2 separate regions of the Homo sapiens genome follow, and region 2 is linked to region 1. A link is a contact called in ENCODE Hi-C data. All regions are on one chromosome and are shown on one strand. The core of a region is the stretch at or near the end of the contact, and the rest is flanking DNA. Distances in the headings are between cores, read along the strand shown. Region 1 overlaps FAT2 (FAT atypical cadherin 2). Region 2 has its middle 33 kb from the start of ATOX1-AS1.

Region 1 (6,035 bases), core at 367-2,866:
TTCATTCTGTCATTGTGTTTCCTAAGTCTAGATTCTTCCATTTCTCAACTAGTATTGATTGAGCCTGGTTCTATACCAGGCACTGTTCTAGGCACTAGGGAATTCATCTGTGAATAAGATACACAGAGCTCCTCTCTTCATGGAGTCCAAGAAGACAGTCATTAAACAAATAAACAAGAAAATATTGGGTAGTGATATATGTCATGAAGAAAATAGGGCAAAGTGATAAAGAGGGGAATTGACAGGAAGTCTACTCCAAACAGGAGCTCAGGAGGTGACATTTAAGCTGAAAACTGAATGACAAGAAGGAATTATTCATGTGAGAATCTTAAGGGAAGCAGTAAGTGCAAAGGCCCCGAGGCAGGTCTGGGTTTTGTGTGGCTGCAGCTTGTGAACTGGAGAAGTAGCATGGGCCCAGGAGGTGCAGAGCCTTCTAGGCCAGGGCAAGGAGTTTCTATTTTAATCTAAGTGCTATGGGAAGCCACTGGAAAGTGTTAAGCAGGGAAGTCATATGAATTGATGTACGTTTACACAAGATGTTTTAAAATAGTGGTCCCTGGGTGTTGTGAACTAGGAAGGTAGTACAAGGAGCCTAACATGCTTCTGCGCCCTGCAAGCTTGTTCACTCATCTAAACCTGGGGCCAGGAAACAGCTGTGCAGACACTGTTCCCTCCCTCAGCAAACTACTCCCCAGGTGTGCAGGTCCTACAGCCTGGGCAGGTCATGGGCACCAAGCCACCATCCAAGGGTGCATTCTCTCTGCATTTTATCCTCCTCCAGGGAGATCCCTCCCCTTCCCCTTCCCTACAGCTCATCTTAACGGCGCCTGCATTGCAAGGCACCGGTGCAGCCATCGAGCAGAGTATCTTGCTGGGGCCTGCCCAACACGGGTGCTGACCTGGTGAACAGGAAGCTCTCCACACAGCAGGGCAGGCAGGGCTGGGAGGCTGCGTGCACCCTGGGCTCACAGAGCTGTGGAGCCAGTGGACCTGGGACTGGGGTGAGGACTCACTTTCCCTTGGGGTTTCAACTTCAAAAGCAATGCCATCCTGCATGGGTTGGGGGCTGAATGACTCAGGCGTCCCCTTCTGCTTGTGGGGGCTGGGTCAGGGGTAGGGTGAGTGTGGCTTTTGCCTGGGGCTGGCCCCACTATGGGCTGCAGCTCTAAGCATGGAAGGACAGTAGTGGGCAGGCAGGGCGGGAAACGTACAGCAGCTCTTTCTGCCACTAACTTTCAGACCTCGAATGAAGAATCTGCCACCTTCCTGCCCTCTCTTTTCTGAGGTGCCTAAGCTTAGGGCACCACCAACAGAATCTCAGGAGTTGGGAGGCGGGTGGTAGGGAAGCTCGAAGGGTGGGACATATTGAAATTATTTTCTGTCACAGGCCTTCAGACCCCGATTTAGGCAGACTTTTCTATTCCTGCCTCTTATCTCGGAATGCTGTCAGCATGATCTTGGGGAACCCTGTGCCCAGTTCACACAGGACTCTGGCAAGACGGGGCTCCAAGCCTCTCCTTCCCCCTTTGCCTTGGAAGTTTAACTCTTCCTTGGCTTTGAAGAGCAAGGCAACTGGAAAATCAGGTCTGGCCAGTTTCATCCAAGAATGCTCCAGCGCATCTGGCTGGCAGCCATGAAGCTCCTAGGAATCAAGGCTCCCAGGGGCAAGCCAGGCATCAGCCTGGTGCACCAGACCTACACATGGCCCTGCCAAACCCTGCCCCGCTCCTCCTGCCCCTTGCCCCATCCTTGGCCCTGGTGAGTCTCACATTTTCACCCAGGCTGGAGTTCGGGGATGGGCTCTGTGGGAAACAGCAAGGGTCTAAGAGAGGCGAAGCATTTATTCATGATCAGTTCAACAAGAACTAACTCCCAGGGACTAGTTCTTACCCGGCCACACACTGTGTGACTTGGAGCTTGACTGATCTCGACTCTGGGGCTCTATTTCCCCATCTATACTCATCTATGATGAAAAGCAGGGACAGAAGCCCATCATCTCTAATGTCCATTTCAACTCAGACATTCCAGGAGCCTGGGAGTTTTCATGTTCCAGGTTACATGATGAGTCAGAGTCATGCCCTGTCTATAAGGGACATGTGGTGAAACAGGTATAAATAGGACTGGGGCAAGGAGGCAACCCTGGTCTGTGCAAGGAGCTCCCACTAGCTATAAGGCCCTGGGCAGCTCCCTTCCTTTTATGAACCTTAGTTTCCTATTATCAATAATGGCTGACATTAAATTAGAACTGACAATAAACTAGGCACTCTGATAAGTCATTTACCTTTATTATTTCACTGAATTTTCACAACAATCCTAAGAGATTGATGATTTTCTTATCCTTATTCTACAGAAGGTGAAATGAAGGCTCATGAGGTTAAATAACTTGCTCTAAAAGTCACCTACCTAGCAAATGACAGAGGCAGGGCTGACAGCCAGGCAGCCTGATGCCACGCCTGGGATCTTGGTCACTTTGCTTTCCTGCAGCCTCTGCATGTGCGGAAACAGCTCAGTTTGGCTAGAGCTCAGCCCCAGTGGAAAGGCCTTGTAGGAAGGAGAGAGAATAGTAGTTTAGAACCAGATAGCTAAACTTGGTTCCTGGCTAAGAGTTGGGACTATCTCACCATCGCCCAAGGAGTCACAGAAAGTTTTTGGGAAAAAAGAGTAAGAGTTCAGGACTGTGTTCTAGCTGCTGAGTGTCTTTGAGAGAGCATTTTGAACTAGTCTGCTATTCTTCAGCCACGGGGTTTCTCAACCATGGCACTATTGACATTGGGGCTGGATAATTCTGTTGCAGGGCTGATATGGTTTGGCTGTGTTCCCACCCAAATCTCATCTTGAATTGTGGCTCCCATAATCCCCCTGTATCATGGGAGGGATCCAGTGGGAGGTAATTGAATCATGGGGGTGTGTTTTTCTCATGCTGTTCTCGTGATAGTGAATAAGTCTCATGAGATCTGATGGTTTTACAAAGGGGAGTTCCCCTGCCTACGCGCTCTTGCCTGCTGCCAAGTAAGATATGACTTTGCTTTTCCTTTGCCTTCTGCCATGATTATGGGGCCTCCCCAGTCATGTGGAACGGTGAGTCCATTAAACCTCATTCCTTTATAAATTACCCAGTCTCAGGTATGTCTTTATTCTCAGTGTGAGAACTGACTCACACAAAGGCACTGTCCTATGCATTGTAGGTTGTTTAGCAGTATCCCCAGCCTCTACCTGCCAGATGCCATTAGCACCACCACTCCCAAGCTGGGTCAGCCAAAAGTATCTTCAGACATTGCCAAGTGTCCCTTGAGGGTCAAAATCACCTCCAGTTAAGAATCACAGCAGTAGAAACCATTTTTTCCCCCTAACTTGCACCCTGTCTTTTATTTTCTGCCCAGGGTTTCGGGAGTTTTCCACCATGACTATTGCCCTGCTGGGTTTTGCCATATTCTTGCTCCATTGTGCGACCTGTGAGAAGCCTCTAGAAGGGATTCTCTCCTCCTCTGCTTGGCACTTCACACACTCCCATTACAATGCCACCATCTATGAAAATTCTTCTCCCAAGACCTATGTGGAGAGCTTCGAGAAAATGGGCATCTACCTCGCGGAGCCACAGTGGGCAGTGAGGTACCGGATCATCTCTGGGGATGTGGCCAATGTATTTAAAACTGAGGAGTATGTGGTGGGCAACTTCTGCTTCCTAAGAATAAGGACAAAGAGCAGCAACACAGCTCTTCTGAACAGAGAGGTGCGAGACAGCTACACCCTCATCATCCAAGCCACAGAGAAGACCTTGGAGTTGGAAGCTTTGACCCGTGTGGTGGTCCACATCCTGGACCAGAATGACCTGAAGCCTCTCTTCTCTCCACCTTCGTACAGAGTCACCATCTCTGAGGACATGCCCCTGAAGAGCCCCATCTGCAAGGTGACTGCCACAGATGCTGATCTAGGCCAGAATGCTGAGTTCTATTATGCCTTTAACACAAGGTCAGAGATGTTTGCCATCCATCCCACCAGCGGTGTGGTCACTGTGGCTGGGAAGCTTAACGTCACCTGGCGAGGAAAGCATGAGCTCCAGGTGCTAGCTGTGGACCGCATGCGGAAAATCTCTGAGGGCAATGGGTTTGGCAGCCTGGCTGCACTTGTGGTTCATGTGGAGCCTGCCCTCAGGAAGCCCCCAGCCATTGCTTCGGTGGTGGTGACTCCACCAGACAGCAATGATGGTACCACCTATGCCACTGTACTGGTCGATGCAAATAGCTCAGGAGCTGAAGTGGAGTCAGTGGAAGTTGTTGGTGGTGACCCTGGAAAGCACTTCAAAGCCATCAAGTCTTATGCCCGGAGCAATGAGTTCAGTTTGGTGTCTGTCAAAGACATCAACTGGATGGAGTACCTTCATGGGTTCAACCTCAGCCTCCAGGCCAGGAGTGGGAGCGGCCCTTATTTTTATTCCCAGATCAGGGGCTTTCACCTACCACCTTCCAAACTGTCTTCCCTCAAATTCGAGAAGGCTGTTTACAGAGTGCAGCTTAGTGAGTTTTCCCCTCCTGGCAGCCGCGTGGTGATGGTGAGAGTCACCCCAGCCTTCCCCAACCTGCAGTATGTTCTAAAGCCATCTTCAGAGAATGTAGGATTTAAACTTAATGCTCGAACTGGGTTGATCACCACCACAAAGCTCATGGACTTCCACGACAGAGCCCACTATCAGCTACACATCAGAACCTCACCGGGCCAGGCCTCCACCGTGGTGGTCATTGACATTGTGGACTGCAACAACCATGCCCCCCTCTTCAACAGGTCTTCCTATGATGGTACCTTGGATGAGAACATCCCTCCAGGCACCAGTGTTTTGGCTGTGACTGCCACTGACCGGGATCATGGGGAAAATGGATATGTCACCTATTCCATTGCTGGACCAAAAGCTTTGCCATTTTCTATTGACCCCTACCTGGGGATCATCTCCACCTCCAAACCCATGGACTATGAACTCATGAAAAGAATTTATACCTTCCGGGTAAGAGCATCAGACTGGGGATCCCCTTTTCGCCGGGAGAAGGAAGTGTCCATTTTTCTTCAGCTCAGGAACTTGAATGACAACCAGCCTATGTTTGAAGAAGTCAACTGTACAGGGTCTATCCGCCAAGACTGGCCAGTAGGGAAATCGATAATGACTATGTCAGCCATAGATGTGGATGAGCTTCAGAACCTAAAATACGAGATTGTATCAGGCAATGAACTAGAGTATTTTGATCTAAATCATTTCTCCGGAGTGATATCCCTCAAACGCCCTTTTATCAATCTTACTGCTGGTCAACCCACCAGTTATTCCCTGAAGATTACAGCCTCAGATGGCAAAAACTATGCCTCACCCACAACTTTGAATATTACTGTGGTGAAGGACCCTCATTTTGAAGTTCCTGTAACATGTGATAAAACAGGGGTATTGACACAATTCACAAAGACTATCCTCCACTTTATTGGGCTTCAGAACCAGGAGTCCAGTGATGAGGAATTCACTTCTTTAAGCACATATCAGATTAATCATTACACCCCACAGTTTGAGGACCACTTCCCCCAATCCATTGATGTCCTTGAGAGTGTCCCTATCAACACCCCCTTGGCCCGCCTAGCAGCCACTGACCCTGATGCTGGTTTTAATGGCAAACTGGTCTATGTGATTGCAGATGGCAATGAGGAGGGCTGCTTTGACATAGAGCTGGAGACAGGGCTGCTCACTGTAGCTGCTCCCTTGGACTATGAAGCCACCAATTTCTACATCCTCAATGTAACAGTATATGACCTGGGCACACCCCAGAAGTCCTCCTGGAAGCTGCTGACAGTGAATGTGAAAGACTGGAATGACAACGCACCCAGATTTCCTCCCGGTGGGTACCAGTTAACCATCTCGGAGGACACAGAAGTTGGAACCACAATTGCAGAGCTGACAACCAAAGATGCTGACTCGGAAGACAATGGCAGGGTTCGCTACACCCTGCTAAGTCCCACAGAGAAGTTCTCCCTCCACCCTCTCACTGGGGAACTGGTTGTTACAG
Region 2 (5,531 bases), core at 638-3,137, 150 kb before region 1:
CTCCAAGGGCCTCTGTGTGTCAGGCTCAGGGCACACAGTAGCTATGGGGGAGATGCCCTGGTGCAGGGTTCTGAGGAGGCCTACAAAGATCACTTCATCCAATCGGCATCCCCACTGTGTCACTCTGTGTCTGACTCCATCTTTGCTGATGTGTTTGTGTTAAAATGCAAAGCCATCTGGGAAGAACCATTGTCAGAATCCTTGGTAGCATCCTTCCCCTGAGATTTGGGTGGAAAGAGGCAGGTTTTGTGTTTGTTGAAGATAAAATGTCCTGTACTAGAGACTGTATTTGCAAGTCTTTCCCATCCTTGAGCCATTGCACAAGGCTGGTACCTTGTATCTAGGATTGCTTCCCCTGAAATGGATTGGAAAATAAAATGTTAAAATGTTAAAAAGTCAGAGAGAACATGAGTTCTAGTCCACTCTACCTCTAATTTGCTGGTTGACATTAGAAAATCCTTTTGCATATATACATACATCAAAACATCATGTTGTACACCATAAATACATACAATTTTTATTTGTCAGTTTTAAAATAAGGAAGTTCTTTCCCCTCTCTGACTTCATGTTCTTCCTCTGTAAAATGAAGGGGTCAGACTATTTCAGTTATTGGCCAACTTTTTTATTAGAAGAAGCCTTCTGTCAAGCAAAGTCTTAAGGAGCATCTCAAATAAAACAGATAAAAGTAGTCTCTGACCAAAATGTTTTTAAGGAAATGTTATGTCATTACTGTATAACAGGATATGTTTACTATACAAATTGGGACAGAGGTTGCTTTTAGAAGCAAGGAGGTAGTTGTGATTGGGACAGGGCACACAGAGAGCTTCTGGGGTGGCTGCAAAATGTTATTTTTTGACCTGAGTGGTTTCCTTGACCTGAGTGGTTTTCCTTAGGGTTATTCAGTAAGCTATTTTTATATTTATATTATGAATGCATTATAAAGTCAATTACTGAGAACACAAATGTGTCCATTAGATTTAGCTGCAAAAGGCAGAAAACCCCAAATAGAAGTGGCCTCAATAAGACAGAATTGTATGTCTCTTTTATGTAAATGAAATCTGGAGGTGAGCAGTCCAGGGCACTCACTGTAGGGAAGTGAGTCAGCAAGGTAACTCAGTGATCATCAGGACCAAGCCTCCTTCTCTCTATCAATTCAAAGTCCAAGATGACTGATTGAGTTCTGCCATCATGTCCACATTAGAGCTAGCTAGAAGAGGAATGAGAAGAGCATTCCCATTCACTTGAAGAAAACTCCCATAAGTCACACTCACAACCTTTGCTTACAACCCACTGACTAAAGCTTAACTGCACTGCCTTACCTATCTGCAAGGAAGGCTGGGAGATGTAGTTTAATCAGGGCACTATGGCCCCACTCAAGTGTAGTTTCTACAACAAAGGGAAAGGGGACCACTAGCAAAATCTGCCACAATGTATAAATGAATTTTGGTCTCTGATGTGTTCACATTTGACAGATGACTGATTTAGGTGTCTTTGTTGTTTTGCAGCCACAGTTTTAAATGCAGTCTCTGGTATACAAAATAAGGTGAATATTAATAGTTTGTGGAACTGCAGAAGTACAGAATGTGACTTAAAACCCCTGAACTAGAAACTCCCTGAGAGCTTTTCCAGCTTTGACATTCCAGAATTCTGTGGAAGTCCTGCCCACATATATGAGCTTACAGAGGTTTTCCTCTCTGGAGATTGGCAAGGGTGTTCTTGTTACCTTCAGGACTGAGAACTGTGCTCATTGTTTAAGTTAGCACAGCCCTAGCCAAGTATCATGAAAAGCGCTCTGTCATTCAGCAGTCTTCCCCCTTGGGCTGGGAGTTCCCCAGAGGTGGTATAGTTTACTGAGGCATTGAAAACTCAGGCATCCAAGCAGTAACAGCTTCTTAGTGGGGAGTGGCTCAGACTTTCCCTCCACAGTTTCAGAGATTGTTGTAGTAGAAGAGTCTACCCTTGATTCAACCCTTTTCATTTTTCAGAGGAGGAAGCATGGATCCAGAGAGGCTGAGAGATTTACTTGACGTGACCAGCAACTTATAGCAGGACTGGGCCTAGTACCAACTTGTTCTGATACTTTCTTTTTTGTCATTTTACAGATGAAACTGCAACCTAGAAAGGTAGCTTGCCCAGAGCCACATTGTTACTCAGAATAGATCAGAATTTGAATGCATACAATGCACGGCAGAGACTACACTTTAGCCTCTATGCTAAGAACTACTGCCTCCCACTGTGTGAGGACAGACTTTACTATGGGAGCAGGAACACTTCATCACACCACTTAGATGTCACATCCCTTCAGATCACCCTTTGCTCCAATTCTGTACTCCTTCATCAACCTCTTGATGTCTAATTCAACACCTTGGCATAGGGAATAATATGGCTTTAGGTGTAGAAACAAACTTTCTGCTAGTGCAAAAGCTCATCCTCCAGATGAGGGGGATGGGACATGTTGGTATTTTCCAGGAGCATCTGTCTTTCTCTGTGCAGCAATCCCCCAACACTGCAAACTGATCAGACGGAGCTTCAAAACCTGCAAAGGTTATGACCCTAGGTAGTGGGGACCACAACCTGTGGAGTCCTAATTAGGGAAAAGGAGTCAGGCTGGTGGGAGCAGGGGAAAGAAAAAAGAAAAAGTAGATAAGCTATACATCTGCCTTTCTTCATGGTCCAGGACACATAGCCCTCCTGTGCAAATAACTCACAATCTTCCTGTGCCCAACTATCACCAGACACCTCGGCTGATAGAATAATGTACATTAGCTCACTGCAACCTTGGCATTATCTGTACTGTACAAAGCCCTCTTCAGCACACAGCACAAGCACCATCCTAAAAAATCCCCAGCAAGCCTTTGACTCCTTGCAGTCAGCTACTCTCTTGCTGACTTACCCATTGCACCCTTGCAACATACTTTCATACTTCCTCTAACAAATCTGCTTTGCTGACCTACAACTGTCTTGGTAAATTCTTTCTACCACCTGCGTAGCACTGGCCCAAATAGTCACTACCTGAGACACAACTTCCCTGAAAAGCAGTGCCATCTCTGGGAGCTGCCCAAGCAACCTTCAAGTCTCTCTTTGCTGCAGCTTTCTAGGTTGTGCACAGTGGCACTACAGCAGCAAGGCCTTCCTGCCTGCTATCACTTACTTTTCCCTAGGCAAAGGGGCTGGGGGAAACATCCATTGGGTCTCCTGGACAACAGGAAAGTCTCAGGATAAGAGGCACTTTGGAGAATCACTGGAGCAACTCTAGCAGTTCAGCTAGTTGGCTCTTCAGGATTCTCCTTGTCCTCCAGCACAGAAGGCTTTTAATCCAGACAGAGGTGGAGGGAGGGTGGGATGAGCTAACGGGCCTGAGAGGAGACTTTGTATCTTAGAAGACATTCCAGAAGGACCTAGAGACAGAGGGTGTTGTTTTTGTCCTTATTCCGACAACTCTTCTGAGAGGATAGTTGGGGCTGGAGGATGCTGTGCAGCCTGTTTAGAGGGCAGGGAAGTTGAAACAGTGTGAGGGAACCAGTAGAGCTGACCTCCTGCCTCTGTAAAGAACATGACCCTGGGAAATCCCAAAGCTTCACATGGCCCAGTCTGTGAAGAGCCACATTGAAGAAAACAAAGTGTTACAGTTACAAATCATTTAAAAGTGCTACAATCTTCATTTTTATATCTCTAAGAGTATTAAAAGGGATCTAATTAATAATTCATAGAAAACTCCATTTCAGGCTGGGTGTAGTGGTTCACGCCTATAATCCCAGCACTTTGGGAGGCCAAGGCAGGAGGATTGCTTGAGCCCAGGAGTTAGAGACCAGCCTGGGCAACAGGCTCTATTAAAAAAATTTAAAAATTAACTGGCATGGTGGTGCACACCTATAGTCCCAGCCACTAGGGGGTGCTGAGGTAGAAGAATCACTTGACCCTGGGAGGTTGAGGCTGCAGTGAGCCATGTTCGTGCCACTGCACTTCAGCCTGGGCAACAGAACGAGACCCCTGTCTCAAAAACAAAACAAAAAACTCCATTTTGACCAGACACTGGTTCATGCCCGTAATCTCAGCACTTTGGGAGGCCAAGACAGGAGGATGGCTTGTGACCAGGAGTTCAAAACCAGCCCTGGCAAGATAGTGAGACCCTGTCTCTACAAAAAATTTAAAAACTAGCTGAGCGTGGTGACATGTGCCTGTAGGCCCACCTACTTGGGAGGCTGAGGCGGGACGATCACTTAAGCCCAGGAGTTCAAAGTTATAGTGAGCTATGGTTGTGCCACTGCATTCCAGCCTGGGTGATAGAGCAAGACTCTGTCTCAAAAAAACAAAAAAACTGAGATCTTACTGATTCCAGAATTTTCTCATGCTCACATTGATGCTTAGTCTTTCCCCCACTCACCTCCCTGGCCCTCTCCAGGAAAGAGAAAAAGTCTTGAAGAGGCCCAGCCCCTTGAAGAATGTAGTTCTTCACATGCCTCAAAAGAGTAAGGGCCAACTACAGTTTGCTAAAAGTTGGAGGAGCTTCCCCTACATAGTTTGGCCACAGAGTCATCCAAATTATTTTTGTGACCCAGACAGCAGCCCCAGACACTGCATCAGCTCGGTTCTGAAGCCAGAAGAAACTTTCTGCTCTCCGTAAGGCTCCTCTTCACCCCATTACATTCCTTTTCTCTCTCCACCTCCTGCTTTAATGTTCCCCTGCAGCCACACGTAAGGAATATCATCTTCTTTCTCTTAAAGGGACAATTATCGTTCACCTTGTCTCATAGATGTGAGACATTTACCTGTTGAGTAAACAGGATGTCTCCTCCGAGTCAGAAATGGATTTCTTCTGTTGAAAGGGATAGAAAACCCAACCCAAACCAGTATAAGCAAAAAGGCTTATGGAAAGAAAAAGTCCAGGAGCAGGGCTGTATATTACATAGGATTGCACTCTGCTGTGTGTCACAGAAACCTGATTCCAGCAGCTTTTATACCACTTTGCAAGCAATCTGGCCATCTGAGGATGACGCTGGGTCCATGCCATCATCAGGCTGCAGTTCCTTCTGTCAGCCTTTCCTTGTGGATTCCATTCTCCTGTGGCTCCACTTTGTCTTACATATGCCATCCAAGAAGGAAGAAGAGGGACAAAAAGCAAAGTCTCCCTCTTTCACAAGCTTCCCCAGAAGCTCCATGCACTGATTTCTGCTTACAAGTTCATTGGTGAGAAGCATGTCCCATGGCCTCTCTGCACTGCAAAGGAGTCTAGAAAGATTAGTATTTTGAGATGGACACAGAGCTCCCTAAGCAGAATTGAGGGTCTGTTGATTAGGCAGAAGAGGAGAATGGATGTTGAGCAGACAAATAACAGTGTCTGCCCCAGGCTAGCTTAGGGGCTTGGACCAGTGTCCCATGAGTATCTTTCTGTGTCTCTGTCTCTATCTTTGTCTTTCTCTCTCTCTCTCTCTCTCTCTTAGTCTCTCTTTCTCTGTCTCTCTTTGTCTGTCTGCCCTTTTCTGTCTGGCTCTGTTTCTCTCTGTTTCTCTGTCTCTTTCTCTTTCTCTCTT

What was found. Hi-C counts contacts between places; a loop is a spot of excess contacts on that map. Pooled maps may share reads with other maps.
Region 2: a pooled map shows a loop between it and region 1 (6-fold over the local background). The contact joins two enhancer-like sites. A Hi-C loop is called at or near these places in 4 of 50 pooled maps.

The regions. Positions count from the first base shown.
Region 1 is chr5:151,566,297-151,572,331 of GRCh38, reverse strand. FAT2 (FAT atypical cadherin 2) reads left to right here. Exons shown (of 24, transcript NM_001447.3): 2 at 3,381-6,035. The coding sequence starts at 3,401. Among named protein-coding and RNA genes, the nearest start is that of FAT2, 22 kb to the left of the region's middle. RefSeq lists enhancers at 451-963, 2,860-2,949. Within about 2 kb of position 1,616, at least 4 of the 41 ENCODE cell types and tissues checked have a DNase peak (open chromatin) inside an H3K27ac peak, as active enhancers do.
Region 2 is chr5:151,717,812-151,723,342 of GRCh38, reverse strand. No RefSeq gene overlaps it. Among named protein-coding and RNA genes, the nearest start is that of ATOX1-AS1, 33 kb to the left of the region's middle. RefSeq lists silencers at 1,049-1,249, 1,709-1,909, 2,740-2,849, 3,781-4,075, 5,069-5,269 and enhancers at 1,588-1,637, 1,658-1,727, 1,988-2,247, 2,318-2,497. Within about 2 kb of position 1,887, at least 3 of the 41 ENCODE cell types and tissues checked have a DNase peak (open chromatin) inside an H3K27ac peak, as active enhancers do.